Linked DNA regions of Homo sapiens: regions 1, 2 and 3 are each linked to region 4. Evidence: read pairs that join two places in POLR2A ChIA-PET (ENCODE). Cell type or tissue: OCI-LY7. All regions are shown on one strand. Region 1 overlaps CUX1 (cut like homeobox 1). Region 2 overlaps CUX1 (cut like homeobox 1). Region 3 holds the start of LOC107986832 (a long non-coding RNA gene). Region 4 has its middle 20 kb from the start of CUX1.

Region 1 (4,000 bases), 450 kb after region 4:
TGTCGTGTTTTCAAGGAAGAAAACGGAAATGTGTGGTCGAGCTTTTTTGTACCCTGAAGTGTTTTTTTTATTGCCCTAAGTGATTTCCACAGGTTCTGGAATAACTCTTACAGCTTTGCCTTGTGTCCTCCTGTTCCGTGTGGGCTTTAAAAGAAAAAAAATCAAACCCACATATTAAAAGGGGGCTTTTTATCTGCCATCTAATGGCTTCAGAGCGATAATACACTATTATCTTCTTAAACCAGGAAAAAATAAAAGGGGGGGTGGGATTTTTCAGAAAAATTAAAAAAGAAAGTTTTTGTAGCTGTTCAGTTGCCACTAAGAGATTGCACAGTCAAAACGACTCTAAACACACTAGTTTGGATTCCTAAATATTTTCAAGAAAAGAATCTTCTCGTTTGAAACTTTGAATTAAAATAAAACACATTTACTCCACATATTTTTTAACAAAAAGAAAACGTCACATCAGGAAACTCTGATTTTGTGGTAGCTGACATAGTGTTTTCTTGTACGTGAATAGAATCCTGACATGTAGTGCACATTGATGTATAGCTTTAACTGACCCTGGGTTTTGCAGACCAGGGTTTGTTTAATACACTCCATTCTAGGCCAAATCAGGACAAAAAAAAGAAAAAAAAAGAAAAAAAAAAAAGAAAAGATCCGAATCTAGGTATTTTATAATCTGCTTTTTAACCTCTAACCGCAGAGCACGCTGATCAGACCTCATATCTTGGAGGTTTAGGAGACAAGTTAGAACTGTAGCATGTACCTGTTAATTTTGTTTAATTTATGGTGTCTCAATCTGTCTGTGCGTCTGCACGTGTGCAAGCATTGAAAGAAAGGAGAGAGTAGTCCGGGCGAGCACAGCAGGCAGTTCCAGGGCCAGACGGGCCCATCCCCAAGTAGATAGCAGTCTACGGATCTCTCTCTGGCACAGAAGGCACCTCACCTCACACCACTCTCCTGGATACCTGATGAACTGAGCCCTCCCAGGGGAAGACACTCCCCAGGCCTGGGCAGGGCTTACACGCGCACTCTCTCTCTTCTTTCCCTTTTTCTTCCCACCGCAAGCACTGATGACCCTGTTGAACTCGTGGGAAACTTCCTTTCTCTGCAGGAGAGAGAACGTGGCATTCTGGGCTCCCCACTCCCATCCCTGTAGAAATGGCCCAAACTCACACCAAAACGTGGATGCTCTTCAACTTCCAAACCTACCATTTGCCCTTCTTTCATTTCGCCTCTTAGTTCTTTTTATGCACAGTTTTAGGGCAGTCTAAGTACAAACTGAAAGTCTAACTTGTCTCTGATTCCTCCCTTGTCTATGTGTATATGCGTGAGAATAGAGGCGGGTGAGAGTGTGCGTGCGTGTGCGTGTGTGCAATTTTATACGTCTGTGTATTTTCTTAAGTACCTGTGCACACGTAGAGTGCATTACTGCCACCTTTTTCAATAAGCTGTTTTATCAGTTACGGCTTCTACAAGTTTGCTAATTTAGACTTCTTTATTGCCATATCTTTAAACTAACAATAGATGATTTCGGTATATATATATATTTTTTTTTGCTTATTTATAGGTGCTGTATTTTATTATCTGATTGTTAGGAAGGGATGAAAGGGGCAAATATTCTTTAGAGGGATAGACTGCCGGCAGTATTGGGTATAATTTACAAGATGTAGTTGTCATACTGTATATTACTGATTGAAAACTTTTTGACCGTATTGTGTATCATTGAAACCTTTGTCTTAGGTCAACATCTTTGGATGACATTTTAATGGTGCATTCATTATTTCTTAAGTTTAATTAATATTACTTTTTTTTTTATTTGGGGGGTGGGAGGGAGTTATAATTTTAAAGGTATGCTCTGGCTGTTCCACCTCCGTGTGCTTGTTAATTAACTTGTAGGACTTTGACTGTAAGATGTGAAACCACGTTTCTTGCATGATGTTTTAGAGATTATTTCATTTACAGTCTTTTAACCTGCAGCTGCAGCACTTAGTTCACGTTTTCACAAATTTCAAGAGTCACTACACTAAAGACAATGCCTTTTCATGAATAAGAAGTTTTCAGAAGGCTCTAGGGGGCTGGGAGGCAGGCTGTTCGTTTGTCTTTTGTTGGGGGTATCATTTCTGAACTTGAAATCCAGTTCAGGGAGAAGAGAATTCAAAATTAGAGGAGCTTAAGGGGACACGGGTCAACATCTAGCTCGATTCAGGTGCATTGAGAAGAGTGAGTTCACATCGGTGACCCTTAGGACAGTGAGTGGCAGAGCCCTGACGACTGTGGTGTCCTCTCCACAAAACCCTCAAGGGACTTTTGTCATCATGTGTGATGAATCTTTAAATATCGTCTAATTTTCATAAGAATGAAAAGAAGTTAACAGGAAATAGTAGGCTAGGGTTTAGTTTTAAAGGCATGACTGTTATTTACAAAGGTGTTAAATCTGAGGAAATTGACAAATACAGATTTGTCCATTCTAGTGGCCAAACAGTAACAGTCTAAAATGCAGTCATTTTGACCCTCCCAAGCAATTTAGTCATATGTGTTGTTTTCTCTTTTCTGTTTTTACTTCTTAGATTTTTAACTAGGTTACTGTTGGTTCCCATTCTGTCTTTTTTGCCAGACTTACATCTGGTGCCAGATACAATCAGTTGGTTAAATTTTGCTTGCAGTTCTGTGTATTTTTTTTCCTCTATTATTTATTTTTTTAAAAAAAATAGAGATCCTAACCTTAGATCTTTGATGTGAAGCTAGCACTGTCTGTAATACTTCTAAGAGCTGCCACTAAAATAATACAGCAATCCGTGGCCAGGGGAGCACCCCCTCCTGGTTGGGCCCCTCAGTTGGAGTCTAAGGGTTAATCTCTCATCTTGCTAAGCAGTATTCAAGTGCCTTGAACAGTGTCCCCTCGGCATGGCTCCCCTTCAGCAGGCTGGCATTCCAAGCAGTGGCCCCCGCAGGCAGCCGACCCCCTTCCTCTTCACGCTCTATGAGTTTAAAAAGCTGATTTGTACCTCTCCCCTGGGGGAAACGGTTCCATATAAAACACTAACACTTAATTACAAGCTCCATTATGCCATTTTAAATGGCTTCTTTTTGTTAATTGGAGGCATTGTTCATAACTTAAGGCTTTTGCCATTAACTTAGCTGGCTAAGCAGAGGCTCGGGGTAAAATCAGTGTTTGCATTTAGCCTCTTGACCCGGAGTTCCGGCCCAAGCTCCCTTGTGATAGCCGAGATGGCAGGTGTGTGAGTTCTGTCCTAGACCTGTGCCCAACTCACTTCCACCCCAGAGGAGTCTTCTGTCCTCCTCCCCAACCCCCGAGCTCCCTGGTAACCTCCTCTTGAACTTCTGTATCAGTGAAGACATCTGTGGTTTCTGCTCACCAGACCTCTCTTTAGAAAGGGTTATCAGAGCCATGGAGCTTAGCTCAATTGGATTCTTCTAGACGATCTTAGGAGGCATCTTGGCATGAGGCAGCTTCTAAGCGTCTCCTGGGACAGGATTGGGGTGACAGCCCAGGGATGCATGCATGGGAGAACTCTCTGAGAAATGCCAGGATCGTGGCTCACAGGGACCCACCATCAAAACCTGCTACTTTGTGCAAGTAATTGAGGCAAAAGATACCAGTCGACAGCCTCCCTGGGGTAGATCCCTTGTACCTCCAAAGTACAAATACCTCCCTGCTCAGTTTCCTTCCTGTCGCCATCTTTGTTTTCTTCCCATTGAAAAACCATCCTGTCTGATGTGGACGTTCAGGTCTGCTGGTTGGCGGTCCGGGCCCAGAGTGCAGCAGAGCTCTGGGTTAAATATTCCTTTCTGGCCACCGCCCAAGCCCAGGTGGCCAGCTCTCATACCCCATCTCCCTCCTTGGCCAGGGCCAGCATCAGGCGTGCAGCTCATGACCAGTTTACACAGGCTGCAAAGAGATCGCTGTGGGCCTCGGCTGACTACTTTAAGATTATGCCACAGCCAGGCCCTAAAAAGAGAGGGGAACAGGAGT
Region 2 (4,000 bases), 93 kb after region 4:
GGAATTATAGGGGTGAGCCACCACACCTTGCCAAGAGATGGTCATTAAAGTTGAATTTTGGCACTCCTTGCAGAAACCCTACAAAGTTGGTATCACCTCTATTTTGCATATCAGAAAACTGATGCTGGCCAGGTGCAGTGACTCATGCCTGTAATCTTAGCACTTTGGGAAGCTGAGGCAGGAGGATTGCTTGAGGTCAAGGGTTCAAGACCAGCCTGGGCAACATAACCAGACCCCGTCTCTACAAGAAAATTAAAAAATGAGTTGGATGTGTACCTGTGATCCCAGATACTTAGGAGGCTGAGGTGGGAGGATTGGTTGAGTCCTGGAGTTTAAGGCTGCAGTGAGCTATGATTGCACCACTAAATTCCAACCTGGGCAATGGAGCAAGACCCTGTCTCAAAAAAAAAAAAAAAAAAAGTGCTGAGAGAGATCGTTTCCCGAGGGTCTTTGGATAGTTTGTAGAAAAACAGTACTGTTCCTTCTAAAGCCCTGTGGCTTTTTCCCTATTCCAGGTGCACATTGGCCTTTGAGGCTGGAAAACACTTTTACTTACTTCCAGCTTTATGGGATTCATAAAATGGCCTTGAGAAAAGTAAACCGATTTTTCTCCTTCTAAAAACATCCAGTGGGCCGGGTGCAGTGGTTCACACCTGTCATCCCAACACTTTGGGAGGCCGAGGCCGGCGGATCACTTGAGGTCAGGGGTTTGAGACCAGCCTGGCCAGCATGGTGGAACCCCATTTCTACTAAAAATACAAAAAATTAGCTGGGCCTGGTGGTGAGCACCTGTAATCCCAGCTACTCAGGAGGCTGAGGCAGGAGAATTGCTTGAACCTGGGAGGTGGAGGTTGCAGTCAGGCGAGATCACACCGCTGCACTCCAGCCTGGGCGACAGAGCAAGACTATATCTCAAAAAATAAATAAACAAATAAATACATCTGGTGCAGGTAAAGTGTTCAGGAAGTAATTTCCTGGAAGAGGGAACTCTGCAGTTGCAAATGCGGCCTTCTTACAAGTCGCTTGTAGGGTGTTGAAACTCTCTCGCGATCCCAGTGACTTGAGATGCTCTGTTTTCTGGATAACTAAGCTTTTCCACCTTCACTACGGGGTACCAGGGTCTTTGTAGCAGAGAGGCAGCTGTCTTGATGGTGGAACCACTCCCGCCAGTGTGTGGTGGGGTGCCCCCGGGGATTTAGGGAGAGAGAAGGCCAGTGGCAGGGACTGGCTGGAGGAAGAGGGTGCGAGGAAAAACACTGGCTGACATTTGAAGGAACGTGCTTCAGTATCAGGGAAGGCCAGCGTGGGATAATCGGTGTCTTGGCAGATGGGGTTGACGGGGAGCCCTGAAGCCGGCAGTGTTTAGAGATTCAAAGAATAGGGGGGCTGTGGGGAGTCTTTTGGTTCACAGCAGTGTCCCCCAAACCGGCACAGTGGGATGAGAGTGGGCTGGCCAGGGAAGGGGACAGGGTGTTAGGTCCAGAGGTGCTAAAATCCCCAACCATGGTCAAAATGGGGACATGAGAGACTCGGGGTTCAGAGCTCACATGAAGGACAGCTGTCCCCCCCTCCACCCCCGCCTTGGGTCAGAGCTGGCTAGGAGAGCCCACCCTGCAGCCTGTCCTTCGTGGGAATCAGCATGAGGGGTGCAAAGTGCTCAGCAAGGCCCGGCACCAGGTTTGTTCTTGGGATCAGAGTGATACACGCGCCTTACATTTTTTTTAAGCTGCTGGTTTTGCGGGTCAGTACGGGGAAAAACGGTGAGTCCCTTTTATAAAATATATAGAGAGGTTGGTGCGAAAATAGCAGCTTGTTTCTGCTTGCGTATTTCTACTCACTGCTGGGACACAAATCTACCCTTCCATTTTCTGAATTGTATTCATTCAAACTCTGATTTAACCTCTATTTAGTTAATGAATTGGGCAAGTTAACCTCGAACTCTTCCAGGCTGTGGCTGTTACCGTCACCATCTCCTGCTTCTCACTTTACACACTCATATGAGACCTTTTTTATTTCTGAAGTGTGGCCTGACATTGTTTAGGCTGTTGTTTGGTGCTTATTTTTAACTCTTCTTTTGTCACTTAAGTAGGATGTCTTAATTCTTGTTTAGTGTTAGATCACTTAGCAGGATTTTTTTTTTGAGCGGGGGCGGGGGGAATATGATTTTGTGTCACATTTTGAATACTTCTCTATGGCAGTATCTTTTAGAGTTATTATGGACCCTGTAATTCTGTTCTCAAAGACGTTTAACCACTAGAGGTAGACACCAAAAATGTTTTATTTGTCTCATTTGGGACTCTAATTCAGTGAAGTTGGCTGTTTGGAGTCTGAGACTGGATCTGTTTTTTTATTTTGTTTTGTTGTTGTTTTGTTTGTTTTCAGACAGGGTCTTGCTCTTCTGCCCAGGCTGGAGTGCAGTGGTTTGATCACAAGTCACTGTGGCCTCTAACTTACATGCTTAAGCAATCCTCACGCCTCAGACTCCCGAGTAGCTGGGACCACAGGTGCTCACCACCAGGCCCAGCTGACTTTTGTATTTTTTCTAGAGACAAGGCCTCATAAGTAGTTGTTTCCCAGGCTGGTCTCAAACTCCTGGGCTCAAGTGATCCTCCTGCCTCAGCCTCCCCAAAGTGCTAGGATTATAGGCATAAGCCCTCACACCCAGCCAGGACTGGATCCCTTGACTCACTTAATGATCGGGGTTTACTTCTGACCTGCATGGGGTGCTGTGGGGAACCCAGAGATCAATAAGACAGCCCGTACCTTCTTGGAGCTGTATTTAGCAGGGTCATAGAAGACGCACTCATAATCAGAAACCATCCAGAATGTGACTTCTGGCCAGGGAGAATAGGGAAGGGTTCATGGAGATGGTGGCATTTGATTGAATTCTGAATTTGGGGTTGTAGGTTTCAAATATTAGTTTGGGGACAGTCATCCTTTTATTTTCTTCTCTAAATTTAAAGAAATTGTTATTTTTAAAAACCAATTGGAATGGGTATTGAATTTCTGTGTGGAGAATGTCTACCAGTTTTTCATCATTTTCTCCACTGTATAGTGTCAATAAGTGTTAAATGCAATGGTCTGTAAGACTTTGTTGATAATTTTCTTTTCTTTGACATAGACTTGTAAACTGGAAACCCTGTGTGGGTAATGGGCAGTGCCTATTTCAGCATCTTGTCCCCAGAAATCCACTCCCTAAAAGGCTTGTTGAATGAATCAGATCTAGGAGCATCTCTTTTGTGTTGGAGCGGAGAGTCAGTCCGGACTTTGAGCCTCTCCTTGCACTGACCAGCGGCAGGCTGAAGACAGTTGGACTTAAGAAAACTTAATCTAGAAGCAATATGCTGGTCAGATTCTTTCAATGCTAGGTTTAGTATCGTTCCTTTTTCTCCCATTTGGTGAAGTGGTGTAATGCTTTAGCACATTTTAAATAAGATTACACAAGCGGCTGTTAGTTGGCATCAAGAATCTTTTAATCTGGAAAGAAAATGTTACCTCCTTCATTTGCAAAACAGAGTGTTTCTGGCACCGTATCCCAAAGTGTCTTCTGGTTGTTCCGTTTTTCAGAAGTTACTGTGGGCTTCTAATTACCCTCATTTAGACATCCAGGACAGAAATTGCCACTTCAACAAGAAAATTTTGTAATGAGCCGGAGGAAATGGTCTCATCATTACTACGTTATACGCAGTCTGAGAGTCTGCGTGGATTTTTATTTCACAAGAATGTGACTGTTTAATTGAAAAATGTTGTTAAAATGTGCTTTCTGTTCCTATCAGTATGTTGTTAGTGCTTATATAGCCATGCTCGAGTCAGTGAAAATTGGTGCCCTTTGCCAAAATACTTTTTTTCATTTTTGTGTATAATTTTGTGAGCTAGGTCTATTTTTGTTTAATTAGGCCCTGCAAGAGAATGAGGGAGAGCTGTATTTAAATTTTTAGACCATTAAAGGGCCTAAAACTATCCTAGATGAAAGGCCCCCAAAATTAGCTTTAATATTTAT
Region 3 (4,000 bases), 220 kb before region 4:
TGAGGCTGCAGTGGGCTATGATTGAACCACTGCACTCCAGCCTGGGCAGCAGAGTGAGACCCTGTCTCCAAAAAAAAAAAAAAATAAACAAAATAAAATGAAATATTTTCAGATTGTTTATTGCTAGTCTATAGAAGTAAACTTGAATTTTGTATGCCAACCTTATATCCTGAAACTGCTGAACTTGTTTATTAGTTCTAATAGTGTGTGTACATATTCTTTAAGATTTTGTATATACAAGTTCTTGTCATCTGAGAATAGAAATAGTTTTATTTCTCTTTTTCCAATCTGGATGGCTTTATTTATTTTTCTTGCCTAATTACTCTGGCTAGAATCTCTAGTACAATGCTGAATAGAGATAGTGAGAGAGGACATCCTAGTTGTGTTCTTGATTTTAGGGTAGAAACATTCATACTTTCTCCATTAAATATGATGTTAGCTATGGGTTTTTTGTAGATGCCCTTTTTCAGGTTAAAGAGGTTCCCTTATATTCTTAGTTTATTGTTTTGTTTTGTTTTGTTTTTATCATGACAGTGTGTTAGATTTTATCAAATGCTTTTTCTGCAAATTTTGAGATGGTCCTGTGTGTTTTGTCCTTTCTTCTATTAATATGGTGTATTACTTTGATTGATTTCAGATGTTAAACCAATCTTGCATTCTTGGGATGAATCCCACCTGGTGGTGATACATAATCGTCTTATATGTTCCTGAATTTGGTTTTCCAGTATTTTATTGAGGATTTCCATCTATGTTCATAATGGATACTGGTTCATAAATTTCCTTTCTGGTGATGTCTTTGTCTAGTTTTATTATCAGGGTAATACTGGCATCATAGAATGAGTTGGAAAATGTTCTATTAGCTCATATTTTCTGGAGGTTTTGTGAAGAATTTGAGTTTATTATTTGTGTTAGTCCATTTTCACAGTGCTATAAAGAACTACCTGAGACTGGGTAATTTATGAAGAGGTTTAATTGACTCTCAGTTCCACAGGCTTACCAGGAAGCATGACTAGGAGGAGGCCTCAGGAAACTTATAGTCATGATGGAAGGCAAAGGAGAAACAAGCACCTTCTTCACATGGTGGCAGGAGAGAGAGTGAGGGAAGCAGGAAGTGCCACACAATTTTTTTTTTTTTTCAAGACGGAGTCTCACTCTGCAACCTCCGCCTCCTGGGTTCAAGCGATTCTCCTGCCTCAGCCTACTGAGTAGCTGGGATTCCAGGCACATGCCCAGCTAATTTTTATATTTTTAGTAGAGACACGGTTTCACCATGTTGATCAGGCTGGTCTCAATCTCCTGACCTTGTGATCTGCCGGTCTCAGCCTCCCAAAGTGCTGGGATTACAGGTGTGAGCCACTGCACCTGGTTGAGAACTCACTCAATATCATGAGAACGGCAATGGGGAAATCTGCCCTCATGATCCAGTTACCTCCTATCAGGCCCCTCCTCCAATTCAACGTGAGATTTGGGTGGGGACACAAATCCAAACCATAACATTCTCTGCATTTTTGGTAGAATTCGCCAGTGAATCCACATGAGCCTGTGTTTCTATTCTCTATTTTATCTACTTCACTCCAACAGATACAGGAGCTAGAAAGAAATTATTTAGGAAGATAGTGAGGGTAAGAGAATCCTAGTGTAGCAGGACGAGCCACAGACAAAACTCCTCAGACACTGAGTTAAATAAGGAAGGGGTTTATTCAGCCGGGGGCATTGGCAAGACTCCTGTCTCAAGAGCTGAGCTCCCTGAGTGAGCAATTCCTGTCCCTTTTAAGGGCTTACAACTCTAAGGGGGTCCACATGAGAGGGTTGTGATCGATTGAGCAAGCAGGGGGTACGTGACTAGGGGCTGCATGTACCAGTAATCAGAACGAAACAGAACAGGACAGGGATTTTTACAATGATTTTCCATACAATGTCTGGAATCTATAGATAACATAACTGGTTAGGTCGGGGTCGATCTTTAACTATCAGGCCCAGAGCATGGTGCCAGGCTGTCTTCCTGTGGATTTCACTTCTGCCTTTCAGTTTTTACTTCTTTCTTTGGAGGCAGAAATTAGGCATAAGACAATTATGAGGGGTGGTCTCTTCCCTTACTAGGTAAGGTTTCCTTTTAATAAAAAGCAGCCCCCAAATAATTTCTTTTCTAACAAAAAGCAGCCTGAAAAATCAAGCTTCAAGCATAGATAAGCAAGCTCAAAGCGTGCATAGGTAAATGCCAACAGCTGTGCCAATAGAAAAGGGACACCTGGAAGCTAGGTATATTCAACATGGAGGTTCCTTCTTCCCTTTTCTTTGTTGCCACATGTGTAGTAAAAAAGCAGGCAACATGGCATTGGCCAAGTAGAGACCCCATCTGCATAACAAAAGATTAGGGTGGGATGGCCAGCTTCTTCGCACACTATGCAAATGGGACACCTGGTCTGACCAGTCTCTCATGTCCTATGTAAATCAGACACTGCCTCCTCAAGCTCGTCTATAAAACCCCATGCATTTCACCATGAAGCCCAAAGACCCTACTTGGGAGTCCCTCTCCCTCTGCAGAAGAGAGAGCTTTTCTCTGCCTTTCACTTATTAAACCTCTGCTCTTAAACTCATTCCTTGTGTGTGTTTGTGTATTCAGTTTCCCTGGTGTGAGGCAATGAACCTCGGGTATTTTCCCCAGACAAACCATGCCCCTTCACAATCTTTATTATTTCCTTTCTTCAACTTGTTTTAGGTTTAGTTTAGACTTCTTTTTCAAGTTACAGGAAGTGGAAGTTTAAGTGACTGATTTAGATCCTTATTCTTTTTCATATAGGTGATTACAGCTATAAATTTTCCTCTAAGCACTGCTTTATGGCTGCATTCTACAAGTTTTGGTGAGTTGTTTCATTTTTATTTAAAGCATGCTCTAATTTCCTTGTGGTATCTTCTTTGATCCATTGGTTACTTAAGAGTGTGATGTTTAATTTCCACATGTTCCTGAATTTCCCAATTTCCTTCTGTTATGCATTCTCATGAGATTAGAAAACATACTTTGTATGATTCCAATCTTTTTAAACTTACTGAGTACTTTTTTATGGCCTAACATATGGTTTACAGTGCAGAATGTTCCATGTACACTTGAGAAGAACATGTATTCTGATGTTGTTGACTGGAGTGTTCTGTAGGTGTCTGTTAGGTTCCACTGAATAATAGCGTTCCTTTAATTCTTAAGACGTGGTTTCCTCTAGTTTTTGCACATATTCATAACAGTGTACTTGAAGACTTTGCCTAGTAATTCCAGTGTCTGGACTTCCTCAGAGACAGTTTCCTGTGAATGGACCATACTCTTCTGTTTCTCTGCATGTCTCATAATTTTTTGTTGTTGAATATTAGACATTTAAAATAATATAATGTAGCAAATTTGGAAATCAGATTCCCTGACCCCCCACCACAAAGAGTTTGTTGTTGCTATTGCTGTTTGTTTCCTTAGTGATTTTTCTGGATTAATTCTATAAAGTCTGTGTTCTTTTTCATGTTTTGCTGCTAAAATTCCTGTTAGCTTAGTAGTCAACTAATGATTGCACAGGCTTTTTTTTTTTTTTTTTTTTTGACAGAGTCTTGCTCTGTCATCCAGGCTGGAGTGCAGTGGCGTGATCTTGGCTCCCTGCAGCCTCTACTTCCTGGGTTTAAGCAATTCTCGTGCCTCAGCCTCCCAAGTGGCTGAGACTACAGGCACACACCACCATGCCTGGCTAATTTTTGTATTTTTGGTAGAGATGGGGTTTTGCGTGTTGGCCAGGCTGGTCTCAAACTCCTGGCCTCAAGTGATCCACCCACCTCGGCCTCCCAAAGGGCTGGGATTACAGGTGTGAACCACTGTGCCCAGCCCAGATATTTCTTTAAATCCCTTAACCCCATAAGTGTCCCAGCCTTTGCTGAGGAACACTGTGTGTGTGTGGAGCCTGACTTCAATGCTTTATCAAGCAGTTTGCAGCTCTGCCGTAGCCTTCATTTCCTTCTTGTGCAGAGCCTC
Region 4 (4,000 bases):
TTGCTCTTGAACTCCTGACCTCAGGTGATCCACCAGCCTTGGCCTCCCAAAGTGCTGGGATTACAGGCATTAGTCACCCCATCTGGCCTATGCTACTTACTTCCAATACCCTACCATTGTCCTTTTAGTGATGACCATACCCAGGCGATCTCGATGCCCAAGATTTAAGGTGCAGGAAATCCCACTGGAGTTCAGAGCTGCTGCTTTTTTTTTTTCCTCCAAGAGAAATTGTTGAAGTCAAACTTGACCAAGTTCTTTCTGCAAACTGGATGCCTTCACATGCCTGTCTCCAGATCCATGCTTCAAGGCTAAGTGTTATTAATAAAAGTAATGCAGATTGGGAGGCCGAGGCAGGCGGATTATGAGATCAGGAGTTCGAGACCACCCTGGCCAACATGGTGAAACCCCTCTCTACTAAAAATAGAAAAATTGGCCGGGCGTGGTGGCGGGCATCTGTAATCCCAGCTACTTGGGAGGCTGAGGCAGGAGAATCTCTTGAACCCAGGAGGCGGAGGTTGCAGTGAGCTGAGATTGTGCCACTGCACTCCAGCCTGGTGACAGAGCGAGACTCCATCTCAAAAAAAAAAAAAAAAAAAAAAGCCATCCTGGCTAACACGGTGAAACCCCGTCTCTACCAAAAATACACAAAAATTAGCCAGGTGTGTGGCAGACACTTGTAGTCCCAGCTGCTCAGGAGGCCGAGGCAGGAGAATGGCGTGAACCCGAGAGGTGGAGCTCGCAGTGAGCCGAGATCGCGCCACTGCACTCCAGCCTGGGTGACAGAGCGAGACTCTGTCTCAAAGAAAAAAAAAAAAAGTAATGGAGAAGCTGAAGGTTACCCAACTCGTTTCCTGGGCTTGCTTCTCTCTGTCACAGTTCCCTGACAATGATGAAAGCCTGTTCTTTCCAGCCCTCGGCCTCTGTTGGTCCTCACTTTGCAAATGTCTTTCCCAATCTTCACCCACACCAGAAACTCCACGTCTCCCCATGAGAGTTCCCAGGACACCCCGTGAGCCGTTTGCAAGAGAGTGTATCACCTTTAACTCGCCCCTGTCTGTTGCAGGAAACAGGGGTCAGACTGTTCTACGCTTTGAGCACATGGCCTTTGAGGCTTCTCACTTGATCCTCAGAGCTAAATGCTCTCAGATCAGAACAGCAAAGGACTTCGGCCTCAGACCCAGCAAGAGATGTTGTCATTGCATACAATCAGCCAGGAATGCCTTCATTCATTCTACACATCTTTATTGACACAGCCTGGCCCTGAAGTCAAAAGAATGAGAAAGGAGGAAGACAGGCTTGGTGCCTGCCTCCCTGTGTTTAGAGGTTAGCAGAAAAAGAACTAAATCAGGGATGCATTAGAATTATGGTATTACGCCACCATGGAATACTATGCAGCCATAAAAAAGAATGAGTTTGGCCGGGCACAGTGGCTCACCCCTGTAATCCCAGCACTCTGGGAGGCTGAGGCAGGTGGATCACCTGAGGTCAGGAGTTTGACACCAGCCTGACCAACATGCTAAAACCTCGCCTCCACTAAAAATACAAAATTAGCCAGGCATAGTGGTGCATGCATGTAATTAATCCCAGCTACTTGGGAGGCTGAGGCAGGAGAATCACTTGAACCTCGGAGGCAGAGGTTGCAGTGAGCCGAGATGGCACCACTGCACTCCAGCCTGGGCAACAAGAGAGAAACTCCATCTCAAAAAAAAAATAAAGAAAGAAAGAATGAGTTAATGTCCTTTGCAGGGACATGGATGAAGCTGGAAGCCGTCATTCTCAGCAAACTAACACGGGAACAGAAAACCAAACACCGCATGTTCTCCCTCATAAGTGGGAGTTGAACAATGAGAACACATGGACACAGGGAGGGGAACATCACACACCGGGGCCTGTTGGGGGGTGGGGGGGCAAGGAGAGAGAGAACATTAGGACAGATGTCTAATGCATGCGGGGCTTAAAACCTAGATGACAGGTCGATAGGTGCAGCAAACCACCATGGCACATGTATACCTATATAGCAAACCTGCACTTTCTGCACATGTATCCCAGAACTTAAAATTTTTTAAAAAAATTATGGTATTATGCATACTAGGCTGGGTGTGGTGGTTCATGCCTGTAATCCTAGCACTTTGAGAGGCCGAGGGGGGTGGATCGCCTGAGCTCAGGAGTTCAAGACCACCCTGGGCAACATGATGAAATCACGTCTCAACTAAAATGCAAAAAATCAGCCAGGCGTGGTGGCGCACCTGTAGTCCAGCTACTCAGGAGGCTGAGGCAAGAGAATTGCTTGAGCCCGGGAGGTGGAGGTAGCAGTGAGCTGAGATCACGCCACTGCACTGCACTCCAGCCTGGGCGATGAAGCGAGACGCTGTCTCAAAAAAAAAAAAAAAAAAGAAAGAAAGAAAAGTGTGGTATTATGCATACTAACAACAGGGAAAAGTGAACCAGCTCCCAACTGAATCCTACTTTGCTAAGTTGTGTACATGTTTTCTTTATTCATTTCCATTCACTTATGTACAAGTTAAATATATATTTTTTAATTCCTGCTGTATCCGTCAGGGGACTAGCAGGAAACAGAATCAAACAGGGACGATTTAAGAGAAGTTAAGAAGGGACTAGGAGGCTGGCTGTGGTGGCTTACGCCTGTAATCCCAACACTTTGGGAGGATTGCTTGAGTCCAGGAGTTTGAGGCCAGCTTGGGCAATATAGCAAGACCCCATCACTATAAAGATTGTTTTTGGTTGGCCACGGTGGCTCACGCCTGTAATCCCAGCACTTTGGGAGGCCGAGGCAGGCAGATCACTTGAGGTCAGGAGTTCGAGACCAGCCTGGCCAGCATGGTGAAACCCCATCTGTACTAAAAATATAAAAAACTAGATTGGCATGGTGGTGCTTGCCTGTAGTCCCAGCTACTCGGGAGGCTGAGGCAGAAGGATTGCTTGAACCCGGCAGACAGAGGTTGCAGTGAGCCAAGATCGAGCCATTGCACTCCAGGCTGGACAACAGAGCAAGACTCTGTCTCAAAAAAAAAAAAAAAGGTTTTTTTTTTTGTTTTTTTTTTAATAGCTGGGCATGCACCTGTAGTCCCAGCTACTCAGGAGGCTGAGGCAAGAGGATTGCTTGAGGCCAGGAGTTTGAGACCAGCCTGGGCAACATAGAGAGACCCTGTCTCTATAAAAAAAAATTTTTTTTAATTAGCCAGGTGTGGTGGCACACTTCCGTGGTCCTAGCTACTTGGGAGGCTGTGGCAGGAGGATCACTTGAGCCCAGGAGTTTGAGGCTGCAATGAGCTATGATTGCTCCACTGCACTCCAGCCTGGAAGACAAAGTGAAATCCAGTCTCCAAACAAACAAACAAACAAACAAACACCTCACAAACAAACAACAAGCAAAGGACAGTTAGGAGCGCTGGTTAATCCGTGCTCTTTCAGGAAGCCAGGGTGCACAATTTACTCTCAAAATAAGAGTGGGCAGGGGTGGAGACGGTAGTCATTCATTACCATTCTCTCTATATTAATCGACTAAACCGATAACCACCAGCTGTCTCGCGTCTTTGTGAATTCACAGACATAATGTGTGTGCATCTGGGTCTTAACAAGAGATCATGGAGGCTGAGTAATGTTTGGGCAGAGAAAAAAATTATTGCATTAAGCAATATGATCTTCAAAAATTGACAGCTGGTGATATGGAAGCTTTCAATCTTTTATTTTGTCTTAGGCTGAGAGGCAAAGTCTGGTGTTTAGCTGTATTTTGTATTGATTTTCCAAATGACAAAGAAAATTTCAAAAGCTGTCAAACAAACACGAGACACTTACGAAGTGAAGCTGTGTTTCATTGGGATTTATGCTTTCTTCCTCATCTATTATGGATATTTCATTAGCGATTAGTCAGAAACTTTTGAAGCTAGCTTCGGAGTTTGTCATTTAGAGCTTTCATATCAATTTCCTTAAAACATAAGAAATAACATTCCTATAAATAAGGCAAAGGGCTAAGGCAGAT

The links. ChIA-PET counts read pairs that join two places held together with the same protein. Peaks named below come from ENCODE experiments on the same cell type or tissue, not always from the same donor. Only the 100,000 strongest peaks of a DNase experiment are listed, where the experiment ranks them.
Region 1: POLR2A ChIA-PET joins it to region 4 with 6 read pairs; 4 of 35 experiments call an interaction of 5 or more read pairs at or near these places.
Region 2: POLR2A ChIA-PET joins it to region 4 with 5 read pairs; 4 of 35 experiments call an interaction of 5 or more read pairs at or near these places.
Region 3: POLR2A ChIA-PET joins it to region 4 with 5 read pairs; 2 of 35 experiments call an interaction of 5 or more read pairs at or near these places.

Annotation. Positions count from the first base shown.
Region 1 is chr7:102,249,423-102,253,422 of GRCh38, forward strand. CUX1 (cut like homeobox 1) reads left to right here. Exons shown (of 24, transcript NM_181552.4): 24 at 1-4,000. Among named protein-coding and RNA genes, the nearest start is that of SH2B2, 35 kb to the right of the region's middle. In OCI-LY7, no CTCF peak of the experiment used is centred here; a DNase peak (open chromatin) is centred at 2,289; H3K4me3 peaks cover 752 bases; H3K27ac peaks cover 1,694 bases.
Region 2 is chr7:101,888,858-101,892,857 of GRCh38, forward strand. All of the region lies in intron 1 of CUX1 (cut like homeobox 1), which reads left to right. Among named protein-coding and RNA genes, the nearest start is that of CUX1, 73 kb to the left of the region's middle. RefSeq lists an enhancer at 1,390-2,100. In OCI-LY7, a CTCF peak has its summit at 2,243 (motif pointing right); DNase peaks (open chromatin) are centred at 71, 1,769 and 2,484; H3K4me3 peaks cover 3,199 bases; H3K27ac peaks cover 4,000 bases.
Region 3 is chr7:101,572,946-101,576,945 of GRCh38, forward strand. It overlaps LOC107986832 (a long non-coding RNA gene), which reads left to right and starts at 2,800. Exons shown (of 3, transcript XR_001745314.2): 1 at 2,800-2,861. In OCI-LY7, no CTCF peak of the experiment used is centred here; a DNase peak (open chromatin) is centred at 2,406; H3K4me3 peaks cover 1,137 bases; H3K27ac peaks cover 1,325 bases.
Region 4 is chr7:101,796,091-101,800,090 of GRCh38, forward strand. No RefSeq gene overlaps it. Among named protein-coding and RNA genes, the nearest start is that of CUX1, 20 kb to the right of the region's middle. In OCI-LY7, no CTCF peak of the experiment used is centred here; DNase peaks (open chromatin) are centred at 761, 1,081 and 2,231; H3K4me3 peaks cover 1,304 bases; H3K27ac peaks cover 3,992 bases.